Regions from separate parts of the Mus musculus genome. Here region 1 is linked to region 2. The links are chromatin loops, found by intact Hi-C in ENCODE. Cell type or tissue: gastrocnemius. All regions are shown on one strand. Links, peaks and the distances in the headings refer to the core of each region. The heading gives the core; the rest is flanking DNA. Region 1 overlaps Rasal2 (RAS protein activator like 2). Region 2 holds the start of Rasal2 (RAS protein activator like 2).

Evidence for each region. Peaks named below come from ENCODE experiments on the same cell type or tissue, not always from the same donor. Only the 100,000 strongest peaks of a DNase experiment are listed, where the experiment ranks them.
Region 1: a loop joins it to region 2, with 2.3 times the contacts of the local background. A loop is called at or near these places in 2 of 42 quality-filtered maps.

The regions. Positions count from the first base shown.
Region 1 is chr1:157,340,945-157,346,324 of GRCm38, reverse strand. All of the region lies in intron 1 of Rasal2 (RAS protein activator like 2), which reads left to right. Among named protein-coding and RNA genes, the nearest start is that of 2810025M15Rik, 69 kb to the left of the region's middle. In gastrocnemius, for the core only: no CTCF peak of the experiment used is centred there; a DNase peak (open chromatin) is centred at 2,603; H3K27ac peaks cover 311 bases.
Region 2 is chr1:157,408,952-157,414,331 of GRCm38, reverse strand. It overlaps Rasal2 (RAS protein activator like 2), which reads left to right and starts at 1,737. Exons shown (of 18, transcript NM_177644.5): 1 at 1,737-2,595. The coding sequence starts at 2,394. It overlaps 2810025M15Rik (RIKEN cDNA 2810025M15 gene), which reads right to left and starts at 1,980. Exons shown (of 3, transcript NR_027984.1): 1 at 1,207-1,980; 2 at 537-588. In gastrocnemius, for the core only: a CTCF peak has its summit at 2,448; DNase peaks (open chromatin) are centred at 1,694, 2,112 and 2,423; H3K4me3 peaks cover 4,563 bases; H3K27ac peaks cover 4,782 bases.

The sequences.
Region 1 (5,380 bases), core at 102-5,101, 68 kb after region 2:
GTGCAAAATTGGAATTCAATTCACTCAATAATAGTCCTCCTCAAACTGTTCTTTTTAAATTTTTGATGTGTTATGATCCAATACTTTTGTAAAGTTCAACAAAAATGAATAACTAGATAAATGAAATAATAAGTAAGCTATGATCATCTTTTTAGCTCTAACAAGGCATAATATTATCCTGTCACATTGTTAGCAATGTTTCTTACACTCATCTTTATATGCTTGTTAAGAAACAATTTTTGGCCCACCCACAGACTATGAAACTAAACTTTGAGAAGCACTGATTTCTTTTTTTTTAATTAGATATTTTGTTAATTTACATTTCAAATGTTATCCCCTTTCCTCATTTCCCCTCTGAAAACCCCGTCTCCCCCCCCCCCCCCGCCCCCCAACAACCTACCCACTCCTGCTTCCTGGCCCTGGCATTCCCCTGTACTGGGATATAGAGACTTCACAGGACCCAGGGCCTCTCCTCCCATTGATGAACGACTAGGCCAACCTCTGCTACAAATGTGGCTGGAGCCATGGATCCCTCCATATATATTCTTTGGTTTAGTCCCTGGGAGCTCTGGGGGATACTGGTTGGTTCATATTGTTGTTCTTCCTGTGGGGCTGCAAACCCCTTCAGCTCCTTGGGTACTTTCTCTAGTTCTTCCATTGGGAACCCTGTGCTCAGTCCAATGGTTGGCTGAGAGCATCCGCCTCTGTATTTGTCAGGCACTAGTAGAGCCTCTCAGGAGACAGCTATATCAGGCTCCTGTCAGCAAGCTCTTGTTGGCATCCACAATAGTGTCTGGTTTGATGACTGTATATGGGATGGATCCCCAGGTGCAACAGTCTCTGGATAGCCTTTCCTTCAGTCTCTGTTCCATACGTTGTCTCTGTAAGGCCTTCCATGGGTATTTTGTTCCCCCTTCTAAGAAGAACTGAAGTATCAACCCTTTGTTCGTCCTTCTTCTTGAGCTTCATGTGGTCTGTGAATTGTATCTTGGGTATTCTGAGCTTCTGGGCTAATATCCACTTATCAGTGAGTGCATATCATGTGTGTTCTTTTGTGATTGGGTTACCTCAGTCAGGATGATATTTTCTAGTTCCATCCATTTGCCTAAGCATTTCATACATTCATTGTTTTTAATAGCTACGTAGTACTGCATTGTGTAAATGTTCCACATTTTCTGTATCCATTCTCTGTTGAGGGACATCTGGGTTCTTTCCAGCTTCTGGCTATTATAAATAAGACAAGAAGCACTGGTTTCAAGTCATTACTTGAAACCTTAAATTTCTATTATTTACATGTTAATGTTTGCTAAGTACAAATTCCTTTTTATTTGTCCTTAGTTGAAATATTGCCTTCTCTTCATCTTGACTTGGATAATCCATTTCCTATACTCTTGCTGCATTCCAAAGGAGTCTTCAGTATTAATATATTAGAGCTAGTATTTATTATTTTTAATTATTACTATTAATTATTAGTATTAATTATTTTATCAGTTTATTTCATTTAAAGAAACATTAGTTTTTAAAAGGTAAGAACCTAGGAAAGTATATGATACATAGCAGCTAATAAGTAAAATATGTTTATTTGAATGAACTAAGAAATGAATAAATTTCAGGAAAATATTGGGGCTTTAATATCATACTGAGTAAAGGAAAACTTTATTTTTATAGAAAGAAGGTACTTGTCAGTCTCAAAATTATACCTGTGTGAATCAGCTTATGTAAAAACACCAGATGGAAAACCAAATAGATACACATATTTCATAATTGTGTAAATCAATGATTGAGTTAGAAGACATCTAACAAGACAGATTTAAATTTGGTAGCATTACTAGCTCAAATAAGTTTTACCAATGAGAGGCTAAGAAGTAGGGATGTAGAAGAAGTTGAAAACAAATGTCCTAAGGGTTTTAAGGTATTCTGCATTTTGTCAGTATCAAATTTTTCCTTCTTTCTGAACTTCCAACTGTAAAGATTTAGTATCTTGTGATACAGTTAAAGTTGATTTTGGTGCATATTTAGTGACAGTGTACTGTGTACTGTTAAGACTTTGAACAACATAAGGCTTCTTGGTGAGGAGATTATGATCTTATAAGTTAGAAATATTTCATCTTAAAGTACAAATAAAATTCATTAGGGAGAGAGTACAGAATCATGAATAAAGGTGAAAATTTAAAAGTATATACATTATTTAAAAACCCAAATTTGTTAATTATAGAATGTTTCTGAAGTTTTATATTTTTGTCTGTATTCTAGTAGCCGTTATCTTTATCAATACGAGGTAGCCTTATTATTCTTTTGTAAATAATAATGCTATTATTGTATATATTCTACCACTTTGGCTTCCCAATCTGGTCAGGATCAATAAAAATGAACAAGGCATCTTGAGACCTCTAATTGTCTATTTTTATGTGTATGTGATTAGGAAATTATTGTATAATCTTAGGAACTTGCCCTGTGAGGTTGTGCATCTGTTCCCTTTGTTTCCCATCTTCTAGAGATGGGTTAGAGAGGAAAAGAGTACTGAAGTCTGGAGGCCTCTGTCAGTGGTTGACACTGCTTCTGGGAAGGTCCAGATCTTGCATCACTGCTTAGGTATGTGCACAGCTTGAGTTCCCACAGAGAAGCTGATCCCTGGCAGAAAGCTGATAGTTACAGTCAGACTGAGTCAGAACCAGGAATTAGGAAAATTATTTTTATAGGAGGGAAGGACCTGAGTAGGCTTAAATTTTTAATAAACTTATGGGAAACAATGGAACACTATATTTAAATCAGGATTACATATTAGGGAATACATTCCAGTAATTTCAGGTTATTCTGCTGTGAGAAATAAGTTTATTTGGTACTTTACATGTATTGATTTTCTTCACAAGCATATAACAATAATCTTCTGGTCTGACTTATTTAACTCCGTTTGCCAATACCGTAATTCTTTATCAATATGATTATAGGATAAGCCCTGCAGTGGGACCTGGTCAGTAAAGTGTACGCATGAAAATCAGAGTTTAGATTCCCAGCACCCACATAAAAACCAGGTGTGGTGGCTTTGCCTGTAAACCCTGGTGTTGGAGGTACAAGGCAGAGACTGATGTGTCCCTACAACTGCTTGTCCAGCCCATCTAGCCAATTTGTGAGCTCCATGTTCAGGAAGAAATCCTGTCTCAAAAAATGGATTTCATAAAATCTGAAGTATAAGTATAGCCATATCAAAACATATAAATGAATAAAGGGTATATAGACTATTATAGGCATGTAAATTTTATTGTTTTTTGTTTTTCATGACAGAGTTCCCCTGTGTGACTCTGGCTGTTCTGTAACTCACTATCTAGACCAGGCTGTCCTTGAAGTCAGAGATTCGCCTGCCTCTGTCTCCCGAGTTCTTAGATTAAACAGTGCGAGCTAATACCACTGAGCCATAGGCATTTAATTTAAGACAAAAAGGAATAATAATCTTTCATTTTCTTTATGGTGCTTTTCGCTTATTAAAATGTATTGCCAAACAAGTCTGGATGGAGTATTTGGAGGTATTCAGACTCATTAAAACATGTTAAAAAGTAACTGTAGCAGAGTGAAATTAAAAATCAAATTGCAAAGTGGTGCATAAACATTCTCTGTAGTAAATAATCTCTTGCAGTTACTTGGAGGTAGAATTTTAGCCCAAACCACCAGGAGGAGCCTTATGAAAGGGAGCCAGGACACTACCCTAAGACTTGTAATGCTATTCCTTCTGTGTTTCTCGTGATGATTGGACTTGGTTCATTAAGGACACATAGTAGACCATGCACTCCATAGGTGGTGATTCATTCTGCAGGATTTTAAACTGGAGGATTTAATGTTTCCTAAAACAAAATATTTGTTTATGCCTATGATAGAATTAAAATATTGAAAATAGAGATGGTCTTTAAGCTAATTATTGAAAAAAATTATATAAATTAAAAAGCTGAAATTTGAATTTTGAGTATCTTGTTTTTAGCCTTGAATAAATCGATCCTATCTATGGTATATACAGGAAGAATAAAAGTAATTTATAAAATTATTTCATGAGTTTTTCAACAAATCAATAAAATGTTTTTAAAGTTACAATTAAGCATTTGCTATTTTAATTTCGCATGTGCTTTTTTAAGAAAAAAAAGATATATAATGATGTTTCATAAAGTAATATGAATTGTCTACACACAATCTAGACCTGTCATATATACATCACAAAAAGGGACAATACTAAGATTATTTGTTGAAAATATTGTCTGATACATTTATTGTCTTGTATACTGTAATGCTAATATTAATTAAGCAATTAATGAAAAACCAGTTACACATAGGATCTTTTTGTCATTAATATACCAATGAAAAACTAGTCTGCTTATGAAAAGGTAGACGTTTATGTGAAATGGCTGACCATATCAGATCTTAGAGAACTTTTTTTTTGTTTTGTTTTTTTTTTTATTTCTCCTGAGACAGTTTCTCTGTATAGCCCTGGCTGTCTTGGAACTCACTTTGTAGACCAGGCTGGCCTCGAACTCAGAAATCCACCTGCCTCTGCCTCCTGAGTGCTGGGATTAAAGGCGTGCGCCACTACACCCGGCCTTAGAGAACTTTTAAAGTGACTTCCTTTCCTAAATGTTTTATTTAATTGAAGATCAGAAGCAGTCATAAATCAGGCTCCTTTTATTATCAGGATCACTTATCTTGTTAGCAATACAATACTACTGACGTCTTTACTCCCAACCTTTAGATCACTTTAGGCTTGTATTTCATCATAAAACCTGTTATTATACCTTTTAACTTGCTACATATAAATTTAGTATTATGCTTACATAAAATATTTTGCATAATATCAATGTTCTTAATTTGTAGTTTTTTCTGATAATTTTTATTTGAATTTTATTGCCTTATATGCTGTAATTAAATAATTATATAAACTTAACTTTATGAGTGTTCTATGTGATGTCTCTGCCAACATTTTATATTCTTATAGTCTGTTGATTTTACTTGTAGTGCTCATGATATCTTGTCTCCTCATGCATTTAATTATCTTTGTGTTCTGAACATTATACAGAATTATAATCTTTTATTTGCAATTTCAAAATTAATCATGTTCAAACAAGACAACAAGGGTTTTCATGGTTCATTTGTTGGACCAGCCTGCTATGAAGTGACACTTTGTTTCATTTAGTATGAAAATTGTTATATTTTGTTTAAATTGATAATAGGTGTTGCCCTACCATATTGCTGTTATGTTGTAACATATAATATATATATATATATATATATCAGGTTCTTGTTCTGAAATCTTGTGAGTTCTGAAACATATTTGGCCTGAAGGTTTAAATCAATAGAGTCCAATAATTTGGCATTGCAATATGTTATTATCATCTACAAATAT
Region 2 (5,380 bases), core at 115-5,114:
CCAAGGGTTTTCTCTCTCTCTCCTTCCCTCCCTCTACTGCAAAAGGACAATGTCCCTTCAGAGATCTTTACAAATTGGAGTTGAGTTGGGTATGGTGGCCAACACCTTTAATCCCAGCACTCGGGAGGCAGAGGCAGGCCTATTTCTTTGAGTTCAGAGCCAGCCTGGCCTACAAAGCATGTTCCAGGGCAGCCAGGGCTGGTACACAGAGGAACCCTGTCTTGAAACTAAACGGAAGGAAGGAAGGAAGGAAGGAAGGAAGGAAGGAAGGAAGGAAGGAAGGAAGGAAGGAAAGAAGGGAGAAAGAAAACACTAGATTTGTTTAGGGCTGGGTCCTGTAACTTCTAGCTTCCTTATCTCTCATTTATTAAAATTGGAGAGCTGACTGTAGTCAGATAGCAAGCAAGTGGGCTTCTATATACCGGGAGGGATTACTCTACTTCATTGCTAAGCACCAGATTAACAAATCTAATCACAGAGTTCTTGAAGGATCAGAGTTGAAGAAATCAGTATCACTGAGAGCTTGTAAGACGTACCTGTTGCATTGCTGGCTGCTTTGGCAGGTGATGTGGACTGTCCTGTCTGCACCTGTTAAACAAGAGGAAGGGTGAGAGGATCTTTAAAGTCACTTCTTGTTTTAACATGCTATTACTCTATGTAAAATTTGGGAGAAAATTATAAAATGCATGCTATAACTCCCATAAAACACAAAAACACATGAGAATTCCTAAAACCTAGAAAATTAGATTGACCTCTTATAGAAGGTCAAAGTAGAGAGAAATGAGGGCTGGGGTGGGCTGGGACACAACAAAAACCCTCCCCCAAATATTTTTTAGCATCATCTAATTATGAAAAATTCCTGATTGGTTTGAAGTAGCCATGTTCATAAATTGTTGAAAAACCTGATTTGTCAACATAATTTAAATTGGTAAATTTCTACCCGAAATTATTATTATTACTATTATTTATTTATTTATTTATTTATTTATTTACTTATGCCTAAAATCTCTGAAATCTGGATTGGTGAATCCCGCTTTGGGTGGGCACAAAACGAAGCCAATGTTAAGGAGGAAGACAGTTTACACATAGACCAAAAATAAAACCCAAGTGACACTGTTAGAAGAGAAGCCAACAGATTGCAAAGATCAAAGGCAAAAAAGAGAAGCTTGTTTGGTTAATGCTGGGGCTTTGGGGCATTTCATGTACTTGCGGGGCTCGTCCATCCATCCGCACCACACATCGTAGCCATGCTATTCTAAACTGATGATAAATCCAGCTCCAGGGCGGACAGGGCGCAAAGCCGGGATCTCGCACAGATCTCAGGATCCAAGACGCGGGGCCAGATCTCCCTTGTGGAGGAACCATGGCGTTTCTTCCGAGGTGACTGTTAGATAAAGCAGCGTCTTCATGTTCTTCGTCCGAGAAAGAAGCATTGGTCCAGAAATCAACAGGATAGGGGCTAAGATAAAAGGGAAGCGCCTTTCCCATCTTTTTAAATTTCCCGCACCCCGTTTTCTCTCCGCCTCCCCAACACCGTCTCTGCTTCCACCAGCAGCTCGAGGATCCCCGCACCGAGAGGCGGTCGGAGCAGGATAGTCTTAGGAAAGTAGGCGGGCCTGGCCCGCTGAGTATTTCGGTGCCCGATTTTTGCTGTCTTCGGCGGCAGTTCCTCCTCCGCTCGGTTACTGGATTGCACACGCGGCCGTGAGCTCGGCACTCGATTGCTTCGGCCTATCACCCTGGGATGCCGCCTGCCGCCGCCGCCAGCGCCGCGGCTGCCGGGCTTGTGGGTTTCTCAGAGGAGCGCGAGCCGGAGGAGCCCAAGCAGCGGCCGGAGCGGCGGCCTGAGAGTTAGCGGGCCGGCCTGCGCGTTCCGCGGGAGCAAGCCGACGCCAGGCGGACAGAAGCTGGGCCGGGGCGCGCCCCTCAGGCTGAGGGAGCCGGCGCTTTGAGCCCCCGAGGCGACGGCGGCGGGAGCCGGTCAGAGGGGGCGGCCCCTGGCGGCGACGCCCCCGAGCCCAGCCCTGCCTGGCCGAGCTCCATCCTCAGCCCAAGCCCGGGCGGCCCGCGAACGCGCCCGCGGGGGTTGAGCAGGGCTGCGTGGGGGCGGGAGGTGAGCCCGCGCTCCCGGGTGCTCCGCGTCCGCTCCGGACCCGCACCTGAGCCGGGACCCGCCTCCGCTCCGGACCACGCTGGACCCGCCTCCCGGCCCGGGTCCCACCCTCCGCTTGCAGGTGGGCTGCGGCGCCCGGCCTTCGGGCGGTGGGCGGCGGGGAAGGAGGTGAGCGGTGTCCGCGCCCGCAGCCGTTCGGGTGCTGGTGGCCGCGCCGTCGTCCCTTTCCCGCAGCCGGGAAGCCCGCCCCGCCGCCGCCGCCTGCTCCCTCTGGGACACCATGGAGCTGTCTCCGTCGTCCGGAGGAGCCGCGGAGGCGCTGTCGTGGCCGGAGATGTTCACGGGGCTGGAGTCCGACTCGCCGCTGCCCCCGGAGGATCTGGACGCGGTCGTCCCAGTCAGCGGAGCAGTGGCCGGTGGCATGCTGGATCGGATCCTTCTGGAGTCAGTGTGCCAGCAGCAGAGCTGGGTCCGGGTGTTCGGTAAGGATCACAAGTCGTCTGCCTCAGAGGCTGGCGTTTCTCATCTTTCCTTGGGCTCCGATGCATTCTTAGTCCCCCATCTATCCTAGGTCAGCTGTCCACATCTTTTTTTGGTTGTTGTTGTTGTTGTTGCAGAAAATGCTTTTTGACAAGTTTATCCAATATATAGCGCCTGGTTATGTGACTCAGTAGGCTCCTTTGGACCTCTTTAGATATCCACAGTAAGTTTATAGAGTTGAGCTATCTGGACGTAATTCTTAGGTGATTAATTAAAGGCACTTGCTGCTGAGTCCTCAGGAAGGTAGAATGGAACAAGGCACAAAACCAAGTGAATGGGATTTCATTTCCTTCCTGTTGTGTGAAGCAAGTGTTGAGAGAAAGATATGAAAAAGCTTAGTAGAAGATGAGCTAATGAATGAAAAACAAAACAAAACAAAATCGAGGGGTTGTGGGTGGGGGGCAGAGATGGGAGAGACACCCAGCCCTAGCCGTAGCCCTTGCACCAGCCCCAGTTCAAGTGTTTGGTAGCAGTAGATTTACCGACAGCTTTTCCTTGAACCGTACTCTCTGCTTGTCCTGAGTGTGTAGGTTGTTTCAGATTGCACTGCTGTTTCTGGTTTTCGTGGTTAAGCTACCCGGTTGTCACTCAGCAGGTTTAAAGTGATGAACACACTAAAGAAACTTTCCCTTTCTGCATTCCGAGTAACCATCTTTTAAATTAAACCTGAATGATGATTTTCTATTCAGGAAAGGCTGTGGCAACGTTAAACATGCTGTATGCATGGGTTAGCTGTGGCTTTCCAAAATATCAAGCTAGCAGAATGTTTCTGCTACACATGACCATAAAAGACATAGTAATGTGGTTGAATATAAGATGACCAATTTGAAGTATCTGGAATCACACAGTGTTGAGATGCTGTCCTGCAGTTTTGTTTGTCTAATATGCTGTTAGTGATCAGCATATTGTATTTATGGCTTGGCTTTCATACTTCCAAATAGGTTCTGTGCTTTATAATTCAAGACCATCTTTTCATGGTTTATAAGTTGTCTTTTGGACAGTTCAGTTGACTTCAGGAAAGATCCCAGACATTTGAATTCTTGCCTCAGTTCTGTCACTAAAAATTATTAAACAATTTAGGGCAGATAAGGCCATCTTTTTGCCTCAAATTCCTTATCTACAAAATGAGTGGATTAAATAATCTGTAGGGTCTTTTTAGTTATATAAAAAAAGCAACTCTCCTTATAGCTAGTTCTTAGAAATTTATGTATATACTACTTAGAATTTTGCTGGTGTTTCTAAATGTTTTTTTTTCTTTCTTTCTTTTTTCTCTTCCTTTTTGCTAAATGGGGGAATTAAAGCAAAGAGGTGGGAACTGACGCAGAGTTACTCAATTCATTCTCAGCAGGTTGGATTAAAAGCTTTGCTGCCTGGTAGTCCACCTGTCTGCTAGTTCAGGTTAGCTGATCACTTATAACAAAAGTTGATGAGAGTCTAAAAATGACTATAAATTGGAATACATTGTGGTTACATTTTATCTTCTGTCTGTATACACTTTCTCTTACTGTTTTTATACAATGTTAGAGAGAGGACCATGTTAGTATATATGATAATTGGCTGACAAGTGTTCAGAGCTGGATATTCTAGACCTTATTATTGTACATATCCTTCACATGTAACCCATGTAAATTTTTACTAATGTTTTGGTAGTCTGTTCTAGAACTGGACTTGTCATATGCACACACGTCTAAATATGTTTGAAGAAACCTAGAAATTAGTAGCACACAACTAGGGCCAAGAACCAGATAGTTTTCTTTTTGGTTTTGCCACAGCTTCGTTGTCATTTAATTTTGTCTGAGTCATTTTTATCTCCCTGGCTCCAGGTTTCTGCATACAATGTGGAATCTGAAGTAGTTGGCTTACATGCACATAAATTCATGCACAAGAAGTTATTCAGAGGAAGTATTTCTATGTTTAGTGGTAGAATTTCCACTGCATCATCTTTTTTTTTTTAATGTTTGATTTTTGTCAGTTAATTAAAACTCAGTTTTACTTGCTGTTTAATGCTGCTGCTTTTCTTTTAAGGATTTTTCCCTGGAGACTGCTTTGTTGTCCATACAAACCAAAACTAAGGGGGTCTTGCTTGTTTTAGATAGTTTTAAAATTGTTTATTGAGCCAGGCGTGGTGGCGCATGCCTTTAATCCCAGCACTTGGGAGGCAGAGGTAGGTGAATTTCTGAGTTCAAGGCCAGCCTGGTCTACAGAGTGAGTTCCAGGACAGCTAGGACTATGCAGAGAAACCCTGTCTTGACAAAACAAAAAACAAAAAACAAACAAAAAATTGTTTATTGTATGATTCTTTGAGGTTAGAATAATGTGGAAAATCAATTTTTAAAATTTATTTAAGCAGGGTCTCACTGCGTAGCCCTGGCTGGCCTGAAATTTGCCATATAGTCCAGGCTGGTCTCAAACTCATTGAGAACTACTTGCCTCTACCTCCTGAAATGCCTGGATTAAAGGCATGGGCAACCATGCCCAGCAAGAAAGTAAACATTTATGGAATATGTTTTTTTTTGTTTGTTTGTTTCTTGTCCGATTTGTGTATTCTTGGGTTATCTTTGATCCTCTACATAATTTATAGAGACTTTTTTTTTTTTAAGTGTGGTCCACTTGTTTCAGAGAAGTTTTCACTCCTCTCCTCTAAGTTTGTGGATTAAATATGGACTGTGGTCTAATTGGTCCCATTATTTAACTACAACTTGGCCTACAGATTCTGTCCTGACTTTT